Regions from separate parts of the Mus musculus genome. Here region 1 is linked to region 2. The links are chromatin loops, found by intact Hi-C in ENCODE. Cell type or tissue: left cerebral cortex. All regions are shown on one strand. Links, peaks and the distances in the headings refer to the core of each region. The heading gives the core; the rest is flanking DNA.

Region 1 (12,457 bases), core at 1,598-9,597, 200 kb after region 2:
TTGAAACTTGAGTCAAGGGTGGCTGTAAGTCAGCATATGGATGCCGGGGACCACACCCATGCCCTTTGTAAGAGCAACAAGTACTTTTAACTGCTGAGCCATCTCTCCAGCCCTGTTATTTTAAATCAACAAATATTTTCTGATTTATCATTTTCAAAATGATAGATTAACAAATTACATGTAGTCCACATAAACTAAAGCTATTTTTTTTTTTAAAAGACAAGGTTTCACTGTGTAGCCCTGGTTGTCCTGGAACTTGTTTTGTAGACAAGGTTGGACTTGAATTCACAGAGATCAGCCCATCTCTGTCTCCTGAGTGCTGCAGTTAAAGTTGTGCGCAGCCACCACAAATGAGCGTTCTTAACATTTAAGAGAGTGCACTGTCCTGAAACTAAAGGGATTGAGAACTGCGATTCAGTCAGATACCCACAGCATAACTGAAGTTGTCCTTTGCCATCTGACAGTTACCTGTGTGCGGAAAATATTTAATGTCCGCTCTATGCCCTCAGTGGGTGCACCCACCCAAGAGCTCTGGAATCATGAATGAATGAAAGACACGCACACACAACCTTTATATTTTAATGTGCCTAATTTTAATGTGGCAGAATAGCTAGGCACTTCCAAACCTCCCCAAGGCTTGCACACACTCCCTTCCAGTATATTTTTTGTTTTCATTCAGATTGAATGAATAAGCTTTGATGCACTTTATATCTCATGCGTTTGAATTAATCTTTTTTTTTTTGTAAGCTTGAGGACCATTTTATTGAGGTGTGAAGGGAATACCACAGGAAAATACGATATAAATCCTGGCAGCTGCTGAGAGGAGAAAGATGGAGAGGAAAGGTAGATAGCCTTACCTTTGAAAGAAAGCAGGCAGATCCAGCAACAGAAGTCTTCAAGCAGCTGCACAACATGGTAATGGGTTGGTGTTTGTGGAGAGCAGGGAGCTGGCCTTCAGTATTTGGGAAAGCATGCTTAGTGCTTCAACTGGTATCCAAAGAAGGCATAGATTGGAGAAAGTGACAGCTCACACCTTTAATCCCAGCAATTGGGAGGCAGAAGCAGTTGGATGTCTGAGTTTCAGGCCAGCCTGTTTTGCAGGGCAAATTTCAGGACAGCCTGGGCTACAGAGAAACTCTGTCTCAAACAACAATAACAACAACAACAACAACAACAACAACAACAACAATCCTAAGGCTTTTTGAGTTAGAACTTGAAAACCAAGCAAGGTTAGTAGCATGCTAACCATGGGCCAGTCTGTTTTGCCTTGTTGAAAGCAGAGTCGTGGGTTCAAACACATCATTTCATCCCATCTTTTTAACACTTTATAAGGTGATAATTGTCCTTTTCTTTTTTTTTTTTTTTTTTTTTTTTTTTTTTTTGGTTTTTCGAGACAGGGTTTTTCTGTATAGCCCTGGCCGTCCTGGAACTCACTTTGTAGACCAGGCTGGCCTGGAACTCAGAAATCCACCTGCCTCTGCCTCCCAAGTGCTGGGATTAAAGGCGTGCGCCACCATGCCTGGCCGCTTTTTGTTTTTTTGTTTTTTGTTTTTTGTTTTTTGTCCTTTTCTTTTAATTCACTGGAAAGCAATCTGAGAGAAATCAGTGTTTAGTGAGGAAGTTGTGCTACAGGGACCAAGTGAAATTATTTTGACCTAATTCTGTGTTTTGATTGTCTTGAGTTAAGAATTCTCCATGCATATCCATGCATCTGTTTAATTCACTTACCTAACAGGCTTTATTCTTACCTTGGCCTAGACTATTTCCTCTTGAGAGGCTAGTCCTCGAAGAGGGTGAGTGAACCCAGCCTCTCAACATTCCCTACTAGAAAATACGGTGACAACTAAGATGCTTTACCGTGACTCATAATAATTTCAACCTTCGAAACAAATGAAAGGTCAAATCTCACTTTTAAAAATATATGTATGGGTATTTTTTCTGCATGTATTTATGTACACCATGGCACCTTGGTGCCCTCAGAAGCCAGAGAGAACATCAGATCCTCCAGAGCTTGTGTGCTGCCTTGTTGGTGTATACTGTTTTGTGGGTGTTGGAAATTGCATTCTGGCTCTTTGGAAGGGTAGCCAGTTCTTTTAACCACTGAGTCATCTCACCAGCCCCTGAATTTTAGAACTCACTAGCCTAAAACTAATTCACCTAATTTTCAGAAAAATAGATACATAGACACATAGATAAATTGTCTATGTAACTGTTATCTAATGATTTCTTCCAATAGTGAAACATTCCATTGCAGGGAAGCTTTTTAAACAGGAAGGTAAGCAACTTAAAACAGCTTCAGGAAGTCCCTGAAATTGAGCGGATTCACTAAGTCCTTCCCTGCCAGAGTAAGTAAAAGCAACGGATTTTCAGAGGAGACAAGCTGCAAAGAAGACCCTAAAACCATACTAGCTGCCCGGAAGAAACAGAAACCAGCCCAGCTGCCTGGAAGAGGTTTAGACCAACTGAGGCATCTGGAAAGGACACTCTCCAACCTGCAGAACTGCTGCAGGCTGGGAAGTGTGCTTCAAGTTCCCAGGTTTTGTGAGCTGTCACCCATGCGGGAGTGGGCTTTGGTGATGTAGCTGTCTTAGAGTCATTTCTGCTCCTGTAAGTAACCCAATAAATCTCATTGGTTTACCAAGTTGTTGTGGTGGTATCAGTACTTTGGTCTGCTGTGGGCTCCCTATCTGGAGTGAGTAGGTGTGTGAGAGAGCCTTCCTAAGAAAAGTTTTGTCATACAGCAGTAACCAAATCATGTTAAATTTTTTTTTCATTTGACAAAGACAATGAAACAAAACCTAAAACCCAGCATAAGCCACAATAGCCATTTGAGAAACCAACACTACAAATATAAGCACACAAATATATTTTAATATGTCTTTTGTTAACTCATGAAACTTAAATTGTACTTTTGATTTTTGCACACAAAGGAGATAACCTAAGAATATTTTTTAAAAAAAGTACCCAAGGAGCTAAAGGGATCTGCAACCCTATAGGTGGAACAACAATATGGACTAACCAGTAACCCCCAGAGCTTGTGTCTCTAGCTGCATATGTATCAGAAGATGGCCTAGTTGGCCATCAGTGGAAAGAGAGGTCCATTGGTTGTGCAAACTGTATATGCCTCAGTACAGGGGAATGCCAGGGCCAAGAAGTGGGAGTGGGTGGGTAGGGGAGTGGGGGGGATGGTATGGGGGACTTTTGGGATAGCATTGGAAATGTAAATGAGGAAAATACCTAATTAAAAAAAAGAATCGGATTTGGAAACTGAAAAAAGATATGATATGGACTTATTAAAGATGTAGCTTGGCAGTAATATACTTGCCCGGATGTATGCCACCCTGGATTTGATGTCCAGTATTGAAGAGATAGAGAGGAGGGAGGGAGGAGGGAGGCATGGGAGAGGGAGAGGGAAAGAGAATGAGGACAAGAGAGAGAATATGAATATATCTACCAAACTGAGGAATTATTTTTTAAAAAACAAAATCTAAAAGTAGTACTGGGCACTGTGTTACAAGCCTTTAATCCCAGCAGAGGCAGGCAAAATGCTGTGAGTTTGAGGCTAGCTTACTCTACCCAGAGAGTTCCAGGTTAGCCAGGGACACAGTGAGACACTTTCTCAAACCAAACCAAACCATCCCCAAATTTTCACATTCAAAGGAAACCCCAACTCCTCAAACTCCAAAAGGCAGTTTAAATATCCAGAAATGGGCTCAGTCTGGATTGTAGGAGGATTTCTGGCAGTTATATAAAAGTCAGCACTCCTCAGGAACTTGTGAAACCAATTCCCCTCTGTCCAAAAGACATATGTGGTTACGTTGGTGCCTATCAGGATATCAAAGCACACAAATGCTGGCATTCAGGCTCCCTGGTACCACAAATACCTGTTACAGTCTTCAAAGTGCATGCTAGCATCCTAGCCCTTTTCTCCTCCTCAGGTACCCTAACCTCCCTCCAGCCCACAGGCTTCCATTCTGCCAGCTCCTCATTCTTTATAACCCTGCTATTCTTGCTGGTTTTTTTTTTTTTTTCTCTTCCTCTGCTCTGCTTTTCCTTCTCTTACCATCTTTGTCGTCTATCCGCCGCTATTCTCCCTTCTCTCAAAGACATCCATGGCCATGGTCTGATGGTCGTGTTCGGTTTATCTTTTTCTCTGCTCTGGATTCTCCAGATGCCATGGCAGTTCTTTCTTTATATCTACAATAAAAGCCTTCCCTTTAACCATAGCATGGAGTGGACGTGTCATCAGTTTGTGTGTGTATGTGTGTGTGCGAACTATCCCTCCACTGTGCTTCATAGTTCACTAAGGCTCTGACAAACTATTTGTTTTGTGTATCTTAAAAACCAGATTATAGAAATCTAAGGTATTTTTCCATATATCTCAGATGTATTTTTTTTTTTTTAAACAAGGTCTCTGTACGTAGCCTTGGCTGTCCTGGAACTCACTCTGTAGATCAGGCTGTCCTTGAAATCAGTGATCTCCGTTCTGTCTCTTTAGTGCTGGGATTAAGTGTTATGTTTTTTTGAGATAGGGACTCGTTAAGTAGCCCTGGCTGGACTGGAACTTGACATTTAGACTTGACAGGTCTCGACTCCAAGAGATCCACCTTCCTCTGCCTCCTGAGGGCTGAGGTTCAAGGCCTGAGCCATCAAGTATGGCTCAGATATTGTATTTATTCTAAGGCCATTTGGAAATGTAGCAGATTGAAGAGGTGAGTGCTATTAGGTTATTGTGAATACCCTTCCAGAAATGTGACTTCTTCAAAAGATCTCCAGCTCCTCTGGGAAAGCTTTTCTCACATAGCACCTCCTAATAAAAGCATTTTCCTGGGGACTCAACTCCTGCAAGCCTGTCTAGGTGCTTTTATGAGTGTGGCAGTTAGCAGGAGTTACTCCAGTCTGGATTCCGGGTAGGGCAGGCGTCTCCGCCTTAATGCCTGAGGGACAGCTGGCTCAGCGAGCCCCGCCCAGGCTCCCGGGAGCACCTGAGACGGGGCGACTGGCCTTGACTGGAGGCTTTCGCTCTTCCAGCTCATGCCAACCCCCGCCCGCACCCAGGAGGCAAGCGGGAGGAGGATGGTTGATGGAGTCGCCCAGTGGTTGGAGGAGTGCATAGGAAGGGGCCTGGTGCAGCTTTCATAAACTGGTTGGGCCGGTCCTCTGGAGCCTCCGTCCTCTACTGGCTTCCCTGGATGGGTTGTTATGGTAACAAATGACCGAACAGTCCCTTACGAATTGGCCAATGAGAGCCGACCGTCCTTTGCACCGCGTCTCCGAGCCGGAGGTGTTGCGAAAGCCGAGACTCGACCGAGGAAGAAGGCGGTGCTTGGACGTATTGCGGAAGGGCCGGGGGCGGGGCCTGTGACACGCGCGGGCCAGCCAATCCCGCCTGGTGTTTCCAACGGCCCCGCCCCTTACCGCACATTTCCCCTCCCCTAGTTCATTTCGCACGACGCAGCGGTTGGGAACACAGACATTTTCGGAGCTGGAGCCGCCACTGCCGCCGCCATTTTGTGTCTGTGGAGAAAGAAGCCCCGGCGGCGGCTGGAAGCGGACGGAGATTCCCCGTGAGGCTGCGGCGTTTCTTCCCCGAGGTTCCCCCTGGGTCGTCCCCCATCCCCCCTCCGTGGTCAGCATGTGGTGAAGCCGCAGCCGCCGGAGACCCGGGGAGCGAGGCCGAGGCGTCGGAAGGGAGGCGGGGTGTCGAGCGGCTTCAGCTTCGGCGGCGGCGGACCTCGGAGGGGGGCCGCGGCGCAATGTCAGAGCAGACGCCGGCGGAGGCCGGGGCTGCGGGGGCCCGGGAGGACGCCTGTCGGGATTATCAGTCGTCGCTGGAAGACCTGACCTTCAATAGCAAACCGCACATCAATATGCTGACCATTCTAGCCGAGGAGAACCTGCCCTTCGCCAAGGAGATCGTCTCTCTCATCGAGGCCCAAACCGCCAAGGTTTTTATACACCCCGCAGCCTCCTATTCTTCTAATACTCCTTGATTTTAGTGTCAGCCTCATCCCAGGTCTCGCTTCCATCCGAAGGGGGACGGAGTTCCTCCTCTCCAACCCCCCACCCCCGACTCGGGCTTGGTCTTTGGCCCCGGCTGGGAGCGTGGGCCTCTTTCGGGAGGGAGCGGGGAGGATGCAGGGTGGAGCCCCATTTCCGCTTACCAACTCCCTATTTAGGCCACCTCTGACTACGTCCCCACGCTCCACGCATCGGGGACAGCCTTTCGGATGGGGGAAATACTTAGAGGCAGTTGGTGTTTGGGGAGCGAAAGAGTTAAAAAACAAACCATCTTAAGCCCTTGGGAAGGTGGGGAGGGGCTTTCCCTCAGTGTCCTTTTTGGGGAATTGTGCTCTGTGGGTTGGAAGGAGGTGAAGGGGGACCTGGGAGCGAGCTGTCGGTGGGTTGGGTATAGGGAATTGGCCCCGAGTGGAGCAGCGGCCTGTTAGCTCAACATGGCGCCTGCAAAGCACATGATGCGAAAGGGAAGAGAGGAGAGAACCCATTCCCTGCCAGCCAGGCAGCTGCTCTCACCCGTCAGCCCCATTTTGGGGTGGGGGCTGTTGGATCAAACTTTTATTCTCCTCTCGGAGGGTCTGATTTTGCCCCAATGGTAGGAAAATTGGGCTGAGGATGGGGTTTGGGTGTGTGGGGGAGGTCTTATCCAACCTGTAGGTGGAGAATTGGCCCAGTGGGTAACAAATACTTGGAAGTTTCTTTGAAAAATTCAGTCCCTCCTTTTCCTATTCTCGTTTTCTCCCTTCCCTGATAGTGAAGGCTTGCTTTTCTTCACCCCTTGAGCGAAGTGGTCCTTTGCTACCTTCTGTTTTCCCTCTGGTCTTGCTCTTCTGTGGATTCATGTGGGAGCGATATGTTATTTAAGTAAAGTTACTGTTAAACTTAGTTTATATTGAGTCTTAACCGTTTCCCAATTAATACGTTTTAAGTTACTTTTCAAGCTTGTACTTAAGGTTTAGTTTTTTTTCTCTAGTTGTTAGTGATTGCAATTATCAGGATGAGCCTCCTTTTAGCAGAGTGAACCCCTTTTAAAAGGCCACTTTAACAACAACCACCAATATGTTGTTTAGAGACGGTTTCTGTCTAGTGTACAACTGAGTGGTCTGACTCTAATAAATGGTTTTGAAATGTGTGACTGGTATTATAAAATTTGTGAATAAAACATATAAAATATGTATTTGTCTTTTTTATTTACCTTTGTAAGGTGTAGAATCTGTTTCCAAGAATTTTTACTTTTGTGGTTGTGTGTTTTAAACAAAAGTCTTTAAGTGACTTGGGTTCATTCTTCTTTAGGTCCATCCACTCTTTTGGGTAAATCAGTTCACAAGATACACGGTTTCACGTGGTCCTTTCAAATCTTAATTTAAAGAGGGGGAAAAGGTTTTTTTTTTTTCTTTAAGGGCCCAGCAAATTTATCGTGTTCATTTTTGACAGCTAAAACAAGTCTTCACCTTTTCCTGTCGAATGCCTGTGAAGCAGCTGGTTTTTAAAAGTAGTATGAGGTTTAAGAAGGAAGTGCTCCTCATACCCAACTTTTTGTTGATAACTACATACATGTTGGCAGAGAAAATATACCTTTTTTTTCCTTGTTGAAGACTTAACATTAAATACCTTTAAAAAAAGAACAGCACTTGGATTTATAAGAACAAAAGTTTTCATACTATATTTTGGGTTTTGGTATTCACAGCACTTAATATTTAGCAGCTCAGATTGCATTCAAAGGAGACAGCTTCTTGCTGGTTTTAAAATGGACCTACAAGACCTTGGAGAACTGAAAACTTTATGCATTATGTATTTGTGTGTTTTGTTACACAAAGTGGTGAAAATAGGTGGACTACTTTTTCAAGTCAGTTCAAAGTTTTTGAGCACATGTTTCCTGGTTATTTTTGTAAAGCCAGACTAAGTGGCAGATGTAAAAGCCCCTGTGGGGAAAGACTCGTAACCTGGGCCGGGGTGAGGGGAGGGCTCGACATTACTTGGTAGCAACTGGCTTGGTTTAATGCTTCTGGGAGTATATGTTTGTGTCCTTACTCTTTAGCATCTCAGCAATACTAAACTAATGGACTCACACCTAATTTCAGTCTTCTCATAACAGTAGGAAAAGGGATATTACATGGAAGGACTTCACTTGTACAATAAAACAGTAGCCTATTGAACAGATTGTGGTGGTAAAAGAGCCTATTTAAGTGCAATGATTTCTTAAATGGTATAAAACAAGACATAAGGTGAAGACACAGCAAAAAAACATTTGACATGTTGGTACTTAATAGTTTGCCCCCACACAGTGGCTTTGTGAACCCTTTACTAGCACATAAGTTTTTTTTTTTTTATACAGAATTACTCAAACATTTCTTTAGTCAACTTCGGTTGTAAGGGTGATAACAGAAGCAAGAGCATTTCCACACACTTGTTAGGGCAATTTGCTTTATGAAGTATGGCATTGCATACCCCAGAAGTGTGAGCTTGCCCTAGCTACAGGTAGCTCTGGGTAAGTGTTTAGTTAGATTCATGTACACATGGGGTGGGTAATTGGGGGTTCACCTAAGTTTTGTGTCCTTAAATCCTGGGTACTCCTGTGGAGTCAGTTAACAGCTTGTATGGCATGTGTGTTAGTGCTCCTCAACAAGTCTGTGAACCTGCTGATGCTTTCTGGAAGCTTGCTGTTCCTTGCTGTAAAAGCCAGTGGTGGGTAGGCTCTGCAGTTCAACTGGGGCAACCTTACCCTGGAAGGGCTGCTACCTTTATCAGCATCACCACACTGGCTCAGCACAAATTTAGACTCCTTGGTTTGTGCATGTAAGAGGAGAACTCTTTCGACGACAGTCCATGCTGTGAAGAAAATCTTCAGGACATCCAGGTTTCCAGTCCAGTTGAACCTGACTTACATGACTCAGCGGCTCCTCTATCCAGTTTTTCTTGTATCAGTAACAAGCTTGCACTTCTGCATGTTTGTGTGCAAGGTTTAAACGTCTTGCCGTTGACTTCGTATGTGAAGTGTGTTTAAGTTCATTATTTGGATTGTAGAAAAGTAATCTTGATTTTATAGGTAACAACAAAGCGTTATAGACTTTAACATATAAAATTATCCAGTGAAACCAGGGCATCTATCAGAGTATTTGGTTGATTCAAGGTACAACATAAACACAGATCCCCAAGCTGACACTTGGATTACAGAAAATATTTTTCCCTCTCCTTTTATTGCCACTTTGAACACTACCAAGTACACACAAATTTATGTTAAGTAGAGATAATGGTTTTTCCTCTTGATAGTTCTGAGTTTTTTTTTTTTTTTTTTTTTTATGCACAACTAAAACATTTTAAGAGACAAGTACTTTTGAAAACTTTAAAGGCTTATAAAGTTAACATCAAAAGCATTTTGTACCAACAAAGCTAGAGGTCTGTATTGTAGGCTTAAAACCACTTTGAAAGTTAATTTTTTTTTTTGTGGTACTTCACTATACTAAACTTCTCAGTTTCTTTTTTTATACTTCAGGCTCCTTCCTCAGAGAAGCTTCCAGTTATGTACCTTATGGATTCTATCGTGAAAAATGTTGGAAGAGAATATCTCACTGCCTTTACTAAAAATCTAGTTGCAACATTTATTTGTGTGTTTGAAAAGGTATATATATTTAGAAACATTTGAAAAAATTTTAAATGTGTTCCAGATTAAATAAATACTGGTCTTGTGTTGGGTTTTCTTGGGTGGTGGAATGTTTCATTGTTTTGGACATTTACTGTAAAGTGCCTTTTCAAGGAAAGTGGCAAATGCTAGTTTTTTATGTTAGAATATTAAAATGGATACTGTTTAATCCATTCAAGATTTGAATATACCTTAATTATAATTGTGTGTTTTTGAAATGTTTTGGTTATGTGAAGTTATTTGTAGAATATGGACAAAAAGCTAGCTTCCAGGGTGCCTAGTCTTGTAGTTTAAATAGTGTTAGGGAGTATGAAGCCTGAGCCTCCCTGGTTCCTATTAAGTCTTTTCCCCAAAATGTCCTTTAGAGTTGCTACCTTGTTAAAGTGTTAAAGTTTCAGGGATGTGTGAATGTTGGACCAGTTAATTGCTTTAAGTTATTCTGTAAATACTTTAATTCCTCTTTAGTGCTTGAGAGAAATGCTTGTTAGTGTTCATAGCTAGAAATTGTACATTCCATTGTGACATTGTAACTGGTTGTTTGGTTAGCAGGAGGTGTTTTCTGAAGTAATTCACACTGAGCAGTAGGGCCCTTGAAGATATATATTTTAAAGATTCCTAACAATGTAGTTGATGCTATATTTTAAAACTTGTTATAGAAAGTACCAGGTGTCTGAATGGTAGAATTGGGTAGTAGGGTTATTTAAGTAGGTAGAAAAGAAATAGTATATAGAGGAATAGTTTGGGAAGCTATATTTCAGATACTAAAAAGTGTCAGTGGTATGAATATTTGATCTTTGCTAAGTACTAATCACTGGAGGCTAAGGACAGCCTACTTTGTAATAATTAATTTAGGGGAACTTAACCTGGTTTAAATTTCAGTATGTTCCAGTTATTTGGGGTTTTGGTATCTTACTGAATCTAGTTTTATTATAGTTCATAAAAGTGACCTTGTAAATATATTCTCTAACAACATGAATATAGATATAGGGCTAAAGTTAAAAAAAACCTGTCTTACTAATTACTGTATTTTTCTGTTTTCTAAAAAATCTCCTTATATACATTACAGTGTGAACAGGCAAGATATATAATGCCCATTCTTGCCTAGTATTTTGTGTATTAAAATTATGAGGATATCTTTTGTACCCAAAGTAGTAGTTCAAAGATAATAGTCATAGTGTATTGCATTTGGTTGTTAAGATAATTTTCCCTTTCTAACTGTATACTACTAGCAAGTAACTTTAAAAAACATTAACCATCAGGTAAACCAATTTCTGGCTTTATGTTTTCATTCAGTGAGTTTAGTAGGAGCCCTAAAATGTGGAGACTTGTGCTTTTAAGAAGATAAAAAGTTGCCTGGTTGCTTGCTTAAGTCTATTAGATAACCACTTTCCTGATTTCTTTGAGAACTAATTTTGTTAACTTTAGTGATCAAACCTGCCTTTAATAAGTCTTTGTGATATTTATGTAAAAGTGGATAATATAAATTGGCAAGTAGCTTTATACTTAAAATATATAACATTCTATAGTAACTTAACAAGCCAGAGAATTATTCTGTTGTTTTAGGTGGATGAAAATACTAGAAAAAGTTTATTTAAATTACGTTCCACATGGGATGAAATATTCCCTTTGAAGAAACTTTATGCCTTGGATGTCAGAGTCAATTCATTAGATCCTGCTTGGCCTATTAAACCTCTGCCTCCTAATGTGAATACATCTAGCATCCATGTGAATCCCAAATTTTTAAATAAATCGGTAAGTCTTTATATGAATGGTGTATAAGGTAGTACAATTTGACTATCAAGTGCTAACTTATGTAAACTTTCCAAAAAGCAAAACTAGAATCAGTTTAAATTGAAAAAGTCATAAATGTGTACGTGTAATCATATACCTTTTATATAACTTGGCATTTTAAATCCCTAAGCTTTTTTTTTTATTTATTGCAAACTTTTGTATTGGATATTTGCGATTATGGATAATAGTAAGGTAAAGTTGATAAGTTTTAGTTGACCTTTGGCAGTTCTAGATAAATGTTTTGCTTAAAAAGTATTTTTTTTTCTTATAGCCTGATGAGCCTTCAACACCTGGCACAGTGGTCAGTTCCCCCAGTATCTCCACTCCTCCCATTGTACCTGATATACAAAAGAATCTTACCCAAGAACAACTAATAAGGCAACAGTTACTGGCAAAACAAAAACAGTTGTTAGAACTTCAGCAGAAAAAGCTGGAGCTTGAGTTAGAACAAGCTAAGGCACAGCTGGTAAGTAGGGGAAATTTGATATTCAAGTCTTTAACTATACTGACAGGGAAATAGTTATTTGAATATTTTATTGATTTGTTTTTTCTCTATTTTAGAAATTATGTTACTGGTTCAGACAAATTTCTATATCCTTATTAAAAAACACTTGATTATGAATTGTGTGCTTTTTCTTAATATGTTCTAGTAGATTGCTGTCTTAGGCTACAAATGTGTGTGTATATGCGCACACACATAGTGTATGTATATATGTAGTGTGTATGCGTATATATGTAGTGTGTGTATATATACATATATGTGTGTGTATATATATTGTATATGTGTATATATGTCAACTAAATATTAATCAACTTTATCTTACTATTATCCATAATCACAAATATCCAGTACAATATATATACATACATACACACACACACACACACACACACATGTACGTACTGGAATCAGTACTGGGGTCCCTATTACCACACAGAACCAGGTTTGATGGTACAAGTCTGTAATTCTAGTAGTTGGGAGTAAGAGGCAGGAGAATCAGAACTTCA
Region 2 (12,457 bases), core at 2,088-10,087:
AAAATAAACACATTCACCAGGGATTCTTACTACTACCCACAACATATAGGTATCATAATATCAAGGAAAGACCAGAGATATTGAGTCAACAGATTAAAAAGTGACACAATTATTATCCTTTAATAGCTTGATCAGGCCAATTTCTATAACTTCAGTTAAAACCCACATTTCAAGAAAGAGTTGCAATATATTCAATTAGATATGAAAGACTAAGCACTTGCCTAGCATGGATAAAGCACTGTCAAAAAGAAAGATACAGCTGAGCAGTGGTGGCCTATGCCTCTAATCCCAGCACTTGGGAGGCAGAGGCAGGCAGACTTCTTGAGCTCGAAGCCAGCCTGGTCTACAGAGTGAGTTCCAGGACAGCCAGTGCTATGCAGAGAAGTCCTGTATCGGGGAAAAAAAAAAGGGTTCTGGACTTTTAAATATTGTGAGCCATAACAAAAATATTTTTACAATTCACTTTCATACATATATCTTCTAAATAAATAATAAAAATTATTGATGTAGAACTATCTTTATGTGCAATTATGTATGTGTGTGTCTCTGTGTAGGTAAGCCAGAGGTATCAGATCATCCTGGATCTGGCATCATAGGCAGTTATGAGCAACTTGACATGGATGCTGAGAACCAAACTCCACTCTCTTGGCAGAGGAGTCTGAGGGAGGAGGATCTCAAATTCTAAGCCAGTACATGATGTGCAGCAGACTCCATCTGAGTCAGGGGTATAGGGGAAGTAAAACCCTACCTACCATGTAATGGCACTGTGTAAGGCATTAGAAGTGAAGATAATTAAGACATAGCACCAGGTCTCTTCCTTACTGATACTCTTTCCTCTCTAATCTGCCTATAAACTAAAGCCACAGCTATGCAGTGGTAGAAATGACAACTGTTGAGTTGGAATGTACTTTGCTTATATCTTGTTCAAAGTCAAGACGGAAATACTGCACAGGATCAACTCACCAAGGACAAGTGGTGCAATGGTAAAACCCCAAACCTGTGCCACACTGCTGCTCCCCTGCAGAGGACTACAGACTAGAGGCTCTAGTGACAAAAGAATTAAAGGTGAGTCAGAGATGAGCATGGCCAACGTTATTCTAAATGTTAGTACAGGATAATTGAGAGATTAAGCAACTGGCCAAGATCATGTCACAAATTTACTAATTTGTAAGAAGGACTGAATCTAGAATACCTACTGAAATGTCTTGTGTCTAGATCTCATAAAGCACAAAATGTGCTAACAGCTAAAATTCTGAAGTTAATTTGTATTTAGTTACAAAGTTAATTCTCAACCCAGTCTGTCTCTCTAGAACCTCTGTTCTTAATTATCAGCCACCCTCTATAACGTAGATCACAGTCAATCCAGCATGCCTAAGAGTCCAGTTCCATGATCTCCAAGACTCCTGCCAGAAACGTTTCTATTCATCAAACACATACAACAGGAGTTTTACTCCAGGCCTAAGGGGAAGGTCACCAGCAGAAGCCAGTGATAGAGAAAGAGGAGTACAAGGAAGAAGGGAAAGATTGTTATCAGTGTCTTCTTCCAAGCAGCTTCTTACAGCTGCATTTTAGTAGACAACAGGCCACAGGGGCAAAAGTTGGGAAGGGGAACACCAAACAGGAACCGAAAGCAGAACTGAAAGGATCTACATACATCAAATTGCCCAGCCCACTGTTGTGCTCACCCACAACTAACTGAGAAGCTGCGGGAAGGGAGGCCTGCAGGAGCTGACAGCCATGAGGTCCACACTGGAACAAGACAAAGAGTAACAGAAACACGGAGCAGAAGTTAAGAGGAATAGCTGGGTGCGAATGACCAGCAGTTTCCAAAAGAGGCATAATGCAGACAACTAAACAGATGACGTATTCAAGCTGAAACGAGAAGAGATAAGAAACTCGGGGAGATAGAAGCAAAGGTTGGAGAGAGCCCTCTGCACACAGGTAGAATTAAGAAAGCTGGCAAAGCAAAGCTGTTCCTTGTGCTTGGGGTTGTGGTGACCCTTGGTTCTCTTCCTATTTAAACATCTGCCTTGCTTGCTAAGGCAAATTGCACCTCTTGCCACCTATGGCTGGGATGATATGTTGTCTTGGAGCTGTGTTATATATTTAAGAATAAACTTTCATTAAGAATGTGTGAGGACCTAGAAGATGGTGTAGTCAGTAAAGAGCCTGAGTTCTGAATCTCCCTCATATGCACACTCTCTAAAATACTGGGCATGCCCTTTGTCTATAATCCTAGGCCTGAGCACGCAGAGACAGGAAAATCTCTAGAACTCATTGGCCAGCTAGCCTAAATTCAGTGTGACCTCCTATCTCAAAAAGTTACTTGAGAAGCAATTAAGGAAGAAACTCTCTATCCACACATATATGCATATATATGTAACCGTATACACATGCAGATACCCACACAAATATATACATATACCACATAAATACACACAAAAACATACAAATAGGATGGAGATATAGCACAGTTGATGCTTGCCTAATACACACAAAGCCCTGGGTTTAATTCCCAGCACCACATTAATAAAACATGTCAGTAAAAATGTCTAAAAGTATAAACTCAGTACAATCCTAGAGTATAAAGTTTTGCTGAGTAAAATCAAATATACTACCTGTGATGATTTGAACAGGTATGGCCCCCATATACTCATGTGTATAAATGCTTGGCCCACAGGGAGTGGCACTACTATATAAGATAATAAGATATGGTCTTATTGGAGGTGTGGCCTTGTTCAAGAAAGTGTGGCAGTGGAGGTGGGCTTTGAGGTTATATATGCTCCAACTACTTATAGTCTCCTGCTGCCTGTTGATCAAGATGTAGAACTCTTGGCTCCTCCAGCACCATGTCTGCCTGCAGGCTGTCATACTTCCTGCCATGATGATAATGGACTAAACCTCTGAAACTGTAAGCCAGCCCCAATGAAATGTTTGCCTTTAGCAGAGTTTCTGTAAGCTGAGGGTGGTGGCACACACCTTTAATAAATAAATAAATAAACCCCTAAATAAACTCTATTCTATACAAAAAAAAAAAAAAAAAAAAAAAGAAAGAAAGAAAGAAAGAAAGAAAGAAAGAAAGAAAAAGAAAATTGGCCGGGAGGGAAATGCACCTGTCATGCAAACCTAAGAACCCGAGTTCAGACCTTAGCACCCACACGAAAAGTCAGTCATGGCTCCACACTTGCCTGTAACCCCACACTTGCCATGGGTGAAGGCCAGGCTTCCAGGTTCAATAAGAACATTCTCCAGTCTCTCATTCAAGGGAATAAGGCAGAGAGTGATAGCACAGGGCACCTCACATCCTCCTGTCCTTCATATGTGCACTGGTGAGTAACACACACACACACACACACACACACACACACACACACACACACACGGCGGGGGGGGGGGGGAGGAGAGAGGAAAATAAATTAGCATCATTCCACCCTTTACCCCTGCATTCTCTGGAAGCAGTATTCCCAGGGAGATTTTTAGAGACCGTATGTACTAAAGCTTCCCCCTCTAACTTTACTGCTAATAACTGGATGCTATGAAGAATTATATGTGTGTAAAAGAGGTTTCAGTACAAGGATTAAGAGTCGTTCCATAGGAAAAAGCCATGAGTTCGGCTTTGTTTTACAGTGTGGGCGGAGAGCAGAGCTACAGAAAAGAGGAAGTCCTAGAGTTCTTAACACAGCCTTCACTTCAGCTAGACAGCCATAGCTCGCTCCACAGAAAGGTTTTCCTAGGGAAAGCATAAAACTCCATGGTCCTGCCTCCAACTTCTCAACTTACAAATAAGCCGCTGTAGAAATTAAAGGGGCCGTTCCAGAAAGACTTCTGCTACCTCAGCTAAATTAAAATGTTTGCTTGCTTTCTTCCTTTCTTTTCTTTTCGTTTTTCTTTTTTTTTTGAAACCCAAACTTAAATTTCTAGGTCTTTTTTTTTTTTTTTTTACTTCAAAACTAAATTGTTCTACAACCCCATGTCTTCCCTCTTTCCCAAATTCCTACCTAGTCAAACGTCCCATCAATAAGCATGCCTCCATCGGTAACCTTCTATTCAGGGCAGCTACTCTGCTAGGGCTTATGGTTCTTAGCTGCTTCAGTTAGTCATCACTGCAACCTTCTGCAGTAAGCCAAGAAACTTGGCTCAGAAACTAACTGTAACTTGTCCAAGATCACAGAGTGAGGCCAGAATCCTGATGTGACTTCTAAAGCCAAGATCAGACGACTGTACTCTTTCTAATCCCAGTGCCTTGTGCATTCAGGCCTCAGAGACTCCTAGAACTATAGAATTATATAGCCTTGTCATTTCAGAGGACACAGGTACTTTTCATTCAGACCTATAGGGTAATGACCTATGGTCTCATGCTGCCACCAAATACAAAGGCATTGGAGAAGCCTGTCTTAAAACTGTGAACTCAAGTTCAAGACCAGAGAGACCTGATCCTTGCACTCACTTCAGATGGGGATACAGACCTTTTAGCCTCTAAAGGTAACATTTCAGCTGAGAGAAGCAGTTTAGTGAAGCGATACATTCTTATGTAATGGGTACATCTGAATTTGTGTTGAGAGACCTAAAGGTGAAGGTTAGCCTCCATACCTAAGAATTTGAGGTGAGAGGTATGGGGTCAAAGGTTAGTCTCCATAATCTGGTTTTGGCCAAGGTAAACAAAGAGTTTAGATTGAGGCATTTCCTAAAATGAAGAGTTAAAAATATGTATCCTGGACCTCCAGAACTGGAGGGATAAATTTCTCATGGTCTCTGTTGGGAAACACTCGAATAATTAAGGCTTAAGACCACCCTCCAGAAAATGTGAACTAAAACCAAGTCAAGTCCTAAGTATCAGAGTCTGAATTTTGGAGTGGGCGGCGGTGCTCCAACAGCCAAGCAAGGTATGGGCGGGCGGTTGGGACGTGGGACCTAGAACCCTTACTCCCCAGCCTCTGCTTACCTTCTGTTCGAAGTAAAGAACTGAGTATTTACGGGCTACAGCAGGGTCGGGTGTGGGACTGGCTGACAAATGCGGGCTGCCGAGGGTCTTTAGCCTAGGCGGGATGGTTGTGGCGGCCCCGAGTAATAGGAAAGACAGGAGCAGGAGAGCCCGGCAGCCCATGGCTGGGGATGGCAGCCACAGTGTGGGCGACTAAAGAAAGAGAGCCACCAGCAGAAGCGCAAAGACTAAGCCGGGCCCAGCTCGTAGCTCCGCCCGCTGCAGACCAGCTCCTCCCCCGGGAAACCTAAAACCAGGCAGCTCCTGGCCCCAAAGGCGTTGCCTCCACACTTGCCACTCGCCATCCTCCTTCTCCCCGCCCACCTCCACTGAGGTCACACTCTACGTCGGCCTTTACTACGCAGGGTTTTGCCCCATCCTTATCTATGGCTCCCCAAGCCCTATCGCTACCCTAGGTTATGCCATATCCCCGCCTTTATTGCCACCATCACACTGTCCCCGCAACCTCAGTCCCACGTAACACCCCAGCTCTCCGCAAATCCCTTATAATGGCACGGGGCGGGAGGAGGAGGGAGGGAGAGTGAGTCTATTGTCACCAGGCATGACGGCACACACGTGACCCACACTCAACCAGAACAGCAACCTTCCAGACGGAGTTGGACTCTCCCCTCTACTTAGGTGAGGAAACAAGTACAGGGACTCGATGCTGGGCCCCTCAAGTAGCAGGAAATGGAGCGAGGTTCACAGATCGCTCTGCCCCCTTCCTTGTAGGCCGTTCGGGCTCTTCGCCTCTGTTGTTCCCGCCTAAGCAGCCCCACCGGTGTTCAGTTCTCGGGTCACCCCCATCGTCCGCATTGCCCGCACGACCCGTCCCTCCTGTGGCCGCTGGGTGTTGCGCGCAGACTAAGCCTTCTCTAAGCCTCGGTAATCCATCCATGCTCCGCGATGGCGACTCCCTCTACAACAGCGCCCCCTCCTGTCCAGCCCGCGGCGCCAACTTTCATCCGCTCCCACGCCCTCGGCGTCCGTCTGAAGCCACTCCTTCCCACGCCTCGAGCCTTCCCGGCTTCCCTCGCACTTCGCCGAGAGAACTACCGCTCCACCAGTCGATGAAGAACGACCCTCGAAACCCACAGCTACCCCTAGCTTTACAAGAAGGGTCGCTTGCCCGGGGGTGGGTGGTGGGGTGGGGACACGCCCTGCAGGGCGTTTTCTGATTGGCTCTCCTGAAAGTCCGTCAAGACGGTCCTTCCGGCGGAAGAGGACGCGGGAGATTCGATTGCTGGCGTTTGGAGAGCGGCGGACCGAGCGGCCGGAGGGCGGAGCGGTTGCCCGGGCTTGTCTGTGTCCTTTGCCTCAGGTGAGACGCTGAAAAAAGGAGTTCTTGGGGGGCTCTAGGTGGAGAGACTCCTGACGAGGCGCTGTAACCTTGCACTCCGTATGGATTGATTTCAGGACTTCTGGCCGTAAACGCCGGCTACGAGGTTAAACGGGAAAGTCAATACTTTTCATGTTCCTTGGCGAAGGTTTATCAGCACTTTACTGTTGCTGCGGATCCCCAAAAACCCAGAAAGGAAAGGGCTCGACTTTCAACGGGGGCATAAAACTATGTCAGCAGGTTACTGTGCTAGGTGCTGGCAAAGATGGTTTGTTTTATTTTTTTCAGATGACTTTGACTGCCCAGAGAAAGTATTTTACTGAGTAATGTACGCAGTCCAGAAATTGAAAGGTTTCTATTTTCCCTGCTCTCACGAACCCACACCTGAGATCCAAATCCAACTCCCCACTGAACACTGCCACTACCATAATCTAACCTGTGACAGCTGCATGCAGTGACAGTAGTAGCCTCCAAGACCAGGCAGATGGGTGAAAAATTCTTTACCTAGATACTCACCACTTGTTTTAGAAGCTTCTGTTTGTCCCGATATTTTTAAGTTCAAAATCTGTAACTTAGGTTAAAAGCTCTTTGGCCTTGCTTGCCTCTCTAACTTCAGTTCTAGACCCTGTCATACCCCCCACACACACACACACACACACACACATATACCCTCTCAGTGTGGGAGGTGAAACCCAGGATATCACACACACACTCTGTTCATGACATACTGAATTATCCCGAACCCCAGATTACCTTGTGTGTTCCTCAAAAGCACCACCCTCTCAACCTCCCAAACTTCTTTTTATCCCACCACACCTAAGGCATGTTCTGACTCGTTAGTAATTGCTTAGTTTGTAAAGCCGTTCTGGTTTGTTTTGCTTTATGTTTTATGTGTGTGAGTTAAGATAACAGGATTTTTTTTTGTTGTTTTTTTGTTTTGTTTGTTTTGGTTTTTTGTTGTTGTTGTTGTTGTTGTTGTTTTTTGAGACAGGGTTTTTCTGTATAGCCCTGGCTCTCTTGGAACTCACTTTGTAGACCAGGCTGGCCTCGAACTCAGAAATCTGCCTGCCTCTGCCTCCTGAGTTCTGGGATTAAAGGTGAGTGCCACCACACCCGGCTCCAAGATAACAGGATTCTATACCCAAAACTGACCTTGAACTCCCTCTATCATCCTCTATTTCCCAATTGCTAGATTTATAGGTATGTCAAGGCTGGCTTCTTGACCTTGCAAAAAATGGGATCACTGAGCACTCTGTCATTTTTTTATTCGCTCCTCAGATAAAATTTTAAGTGCCTCCATTATGCCAAGAAGGGCCAGGTTTTGGATGACTTCAACTAACAATAGAGACTGCTGTCCTAGGGTAAGTACCCCACCCCCACCCCCTTTTTTTTGGATAGGATTAAACCGAATAGCAAAGTTGAGTATGGAGACCTGTATGAATAAGCTTAGCACTCGGGAGGCCAAGTCATGAGAATCTCTAGTTTGAAGCCAGCCTGAGATTCAAAGAGACCTAAGGGCAACAGAGGAAAATCTTACCTTTAAAAAGATGGGTCTAGAAATCGCCATGGATCAGGAAAGTGCCCTGTAAAGAGTTGATACTAAATTGGTGACTGTGACTTGGCTAGGAAAGGGAGGGAGGGGAGGGAGGAGTCCCAGTTATCTAGCCACCATGGGGTTGCTTTGGTGTGGTTTTTGAGACAGGGTCTCTTTATGTATCCTTGGCTGGCCTCAAACTCACAGAGATCATCCTGCCTCTGCCTCCTGAGTGTGGAATTAAAGGCTTAGACCACTATTTCCAGCTTTGTTTTTTTTTATTTTTGAGAAAGAACTGGAAGTTGGGTGCATAGGAAGATGGGGAGGGGGAAATATAAAATATATTGTATGAAATTCTAGAAGAATAAATATTAAAAAGGAGTAAGCTGGGCAGGAAGCAGAGGCAGGTGGATCTCTGAGTTCAAGACCATCCCATACAGTGAGTTCTAAGATAGTCAGAACTTTATATAGAAAGATGATATCTCAAAAAAGGGAGGGGATGGGGGGATAAAAATGTTGGATATGACATGGCGTGTGGAGGGAGAGTTTTAGGTATCTGGCCATATGGCTAGTTAGAAATAGTATGACTTACTAAAATTGAGAGGATTTTGTGACAAGAAGGACTTAACAGGATTCAATTTTTGTTACTTATTAAACTTTGAATTTGTGAGACTTCTAAATACAGTTGACTCTCCTGTAAGAAGTGACATTATGGAAGTCTTTGCATTGTTTCATAGATACACATTGATGACTAGAACACGTTATCAGCCTGAACCACAACTAACTTCCTGGCTTGTCTGTTATTGTTTTACCTCAAATGCTCCCTTCTCCATGTCTGTCAGAAATACCCCAGAAATGATACCAAACATGGAAAAGCTGTTGTGTGTGCCAACGCTTTCCTAGTTAACGTTTCAACAGGAGTGTTCTACAATATTTCCCCTCTGCTGTCAATGTTGTTTCTGCCTTTCGTGCATATCCCCCAGCAGCCTGAGAGCTCTTTCTTAGGGACCTCCATCAGGTAGCCCTGATCCTTGACTATGCCTCAAGAAAAGACTGAGCAAAGTTGATTACTAAGTATTTAGATAGAGTCATCTAGGAAAAGGAAAGAACTACAATTCCAAGACATGGTGTGGGCTTCGTGAGATGTTGAGATCTGTTTACAGCGTCTTGCTCTGCATGACCCTGTGGCTGATTTACATTAGCCCAAGGAAGTAATTTATGAGGCTTTTGTAATTCCAACTGTAAGGTGGTCTTATGAGGTGCACTGCTTAGATTTGGGGGTGTAAAAAAGGTGCAATCGTGATAAAACTCTAAAATCCTAGCTCGAAGTAAGTCTGTAGAACATATATTTACATAGTCAACTTAGGTTTATCAGTTGCTTTGGAGTTTCTGAACTCAGTAAAAAAGGCAAACTAGATCCCAAGGTGAGGGGCTTCTTCACCTTCTCATGTCCCCACAGTTTTTCCTTTCTTTCCTGCCTCAATGCCCTCAATGACAGAGAGAAGATGATGCTCTACTTATTCATTGATTGACCCTATAGCCCATCACTAAGTACCTTTCTGTTTACAGTTACGTCAGCTCTTATACTAGAACATAAATCTAGTGACTAGGACAGAACTGTGTCTTCCTGTCATTGACTCATATACAGCGACAGTTGCCATTTAGCAGCTCTGTAATATATTACAGTATGTAGATATATTGAGCTTATCAAGTTGGAACACGTTTTGTTGGCCAATAATACTATACCATCATCCTTCCCAACAAAACAAAAAGAATCAAAAATTACAAGGCAGGCCAAATGTGAAGTTGTTCTCAGGTCTATAATGTTTTCCCAATTTTAGTACTTACTCAGATCTGGTACTTTTAGCTGTCAAACACACAATCACTCCATTCCATGTGTGTATGTATCTGAGTGTGTGTATATGTGTGTGTGTATATATATATGTGTGAGTGTGTGTGTGTATATATGTGTGTGTGTGTGTGTGTGTGTGTATGTATGTATATATATTACATTTATCATGAAGGAAGCATGATTAGACAGAGAAGAACAAACTCCTGACTGATTACTATATTATTGTCCTTCATTCAATGAACGAAGTGTCTTTTTACCATGTAGGTTAGCCAGGTAAAACACCAATTAAAAATAATAAACTGACCTCTTTCATTTCGGTTCTTAAGTAACTTACCTGTAAGTTACAGTGTTTTGTTTTGTTTTTTAACATACAGACTTGAACCACTAGAGGGCAATAAACCCTTAAATAAAAGACAACAACCAATCTTAAAATGTAGCAATTCGTTATTGCTATTATTAATTTAAAAATTAATTCCAAAATACCATGCTTATATTAAGTTTTTCTTGTATTGGTGATATATATATATATAATCAGATCTGTAATTCCACCTACTTGGAAGCTGAGTTAGGAGGGTCACAAATTCCAGCCCAGCCTTGGGAAACTTAGAAGACATCTCAAAAGGTTGAAACTGTAGCTCAGTGGTAAAATGCTTGCCTAGTAAGGATGAGGTCCAGGGTTCAGTCCCTAGTACTTGAAGGGAAAACATATGTACAACACAGCGTCTCAGTTAAATTATAAATCAACCCATCTTAAGTATCTATGTAATAAAATTTATAAATAATCTTTTGATGAGGAGAGGAAAAGGTTTATTTGGCTTGTTCATTACAGAGGGAGGCTAAGGCAGGAACCTAGAAGCAGGAACTAAAATAGAGACTATGGAGGAACACTGCTTACTATTTGGCTTCAGACTCATACTTCTCTTTTCCTTATTTTGGGGTGTGTGTGTGTGTGTGTGTGTGTGTGTGTGTGTGTGGTGGTGGTGGTGGTGGTGGTGGTGGTGGTGGTATTGTGTTCTTTCCTCTGGTTTGAAGACAAGGTTTTTCTTTGTAGCCCTAGTATTCATAGAACTTGCTCTGTAGACCAGGCTGGTCATGAACTCACTGAGATCCACCTGCCTCTACCTCCCAAGAGCCTGGATTAAAGCTGTGTGCCCGCATTCCCTGGTGCTCAGCTACTTTTCTTAAACAGCAGAGGCCTACCTGCCAAGAGGTGGTACAACCCACAGTGCATCAAGAGTAATTTTGGATGTCCACATAGAATATAGAATTCTGTATTGAACCCCCTAAATATTGGCCCACAATATAATGACAATGTTCAACCTAACCTAGTGGGCGTGGGAGACAGCTCAGTGGGTATCACTGCTTGTTGTATAGGCCTGAGGACCTGCAGAGCTACAGCAGCTAAGTAAAATCTGGGCATGGCTGTATGCGTGTGTGCAACCCTAGTGCTGGGATCGACAGTTCTGAGCTATACATTAGAAATATGGAATCGGTGGAAAGGAGCAAACAAATGTGAAGCATTTAGTAAGGCAGAAGCAAGAAGCAATCCCTTCCTGTGCTCCCGTAAATTACTAGGACATAAATACCAAGGAAAGGCAATCAAATGAGAAAAGGGGTCTGGAGAAATGGCTCAGTGGTTTAGAGCGCTGACTGCTTTTCCTGAGGATGCATGTTCAGTTCCTAGCACCCACATGGCTGAACTATCAGAGGCTTCCTCCATGAAGTCTCATCAACATGGTTGCCAAGACAAGACTTGAATCTGAGCTGTTAGCACGAATGATGGGTTTTTGGTGGACCCCTTTTCCTTATAAATTATATTTTAAACTACTTCATTTTCCTAGGTGGCAAGCAAGTCTAAGAATATATGGATGTGTTTGGCAAAACTTTGTAACTTAATCATGTATACCTAAGGTCTCAAAACAATAATAAAGGATTAGGGTTTTCTTTCTTTCTTTTTTTTTTTCCAAGACAGGCTTTCTCTGCATAAACCAAGCTGGCCTCGAACTCAGAAATTCGCCTGCCTCTGCCTCCCAAGTGTTGGGATTAAAGGCGTGAGCCTTGGATTAGCGTTTTCTATACTCCCTTTCTGAATATAGATAGGTGGTCTATATGTTTAACTTATATCTATTAACAAGTTTTCATTTTTAAGCCTTGATGGGAACTTTTTTTAATTGAAAACTTTTTTTCTTACAGTGTAGTCTGATCATGGTTTCCCCTCCTCCATCTCCCAGATTTTTCCGTGTTCTCCACCCATCCAACATACCTTTTTCTCTCTTTAGAAAACAAACAAGCCCAGAGGCCTAGGCTAAAACCAAATACTACTGTTCTAAATAATGATAATAACAACAGCTAGTAAATGACTCCTGTTGCCATTCTGCTACTGTCTGATCAGTACCTTGTTCAACTATCCCCAGAGAAGCTTCCTCCTGTATCTGATGGGAAGAGAACCCCACAGCCAGATAGGTATGCAGGGAATGAGAAACCTAGGAACACTCAGCCATACTCAGCCAGATGTTGCCATCAAATCCCTCCCCGCAGGGCTCAAGGAACCTGGTGGAAGAGGAAGCAGAAAGAATGTGAGAGGCAGAGGGGATGGAGGACTAATCAACAAGGTCAAGTCACAAGGTACATGTGAACTCAGAGGCTAAGAAAGCATATACAGGGGTACAGAGGCCCTTTGTTTATATGTTATGACTTCTAGTGTAGGGTTTACAAACCAATATGAGACAAAAATACTGACTTCATGTTGTG

The links. Peaks named below come from ENCODE experiments on the same cell type or tissue, not always from the same donor. Only the 100,000 strongest peaks of a DNase experiment are listed, where the experiment ranks them.
Region 1: it touches region 2 in a loop (4-fold over the local background); 11 of 42 quality-filtered maps call a loop at or near these places.

The regions. Positions count from the first base shown.
Region 1 is chr7:92,662,920-92,675,376 of GRCm38, reverse strand. Pcf11 (PCF11 cleavage and polyadenylation factor subunit) reads left to right here and starts at 5,465. Exons shown (of 16, transcript NM_029078.3): 1 at 5,465-5,948; 2 at 9,512-9,637; 3 at 11,222-11,410; 4 at 11,721-11,915. The coding sequence starts at 5,757. In left cerebral cortex, for the core only: no CTCF peak of the experiment used is centred there; DNase peaks (open chromatin) are centred at 5,273, 6,192 and 6,419; H3K4me3 peaks cover 4,380 bases; H3K27ac peaks cover 2,221 bases.
Region 2 is chr7:92,867,986-92,880,442 of GRCm38, reverse strand. It overlaps Ddias (DNA damage-induced apoptosis suppressor), which reads left to right and starts at 6,196. Exons shown (of 6, transcript NM_001355126.1): 1 at 6,196-6,302; 2 at 7,599-7,681. Prcp (prolylcarboxypeptidase (angiotensinase C)) reads right to left here and starts at 5,190. Exons shown (of 9, transcript NM_028243.3): 1 at 4,943-5,190. The coding sequence starts at 5,104. It overlaps Gm40448 (a long non-coding RNA gene), which reads right to left and starts at 3,055. Exons shown (of 2, transcript XR_869796.3): 1 at 1-3,055. In left cerebral cortex, for the core only: CTCF peaks have their summits at 5,908 (motif pointing left) and 10,086 (motif pointing right); DNase peaks (open chromatin) are centred at 5,240, 5,542, 5,905, 6,143 and 2 more places; H3K4me3 peaks cover 2,309 bases; H3K27ac peaks cover 1,937 bases.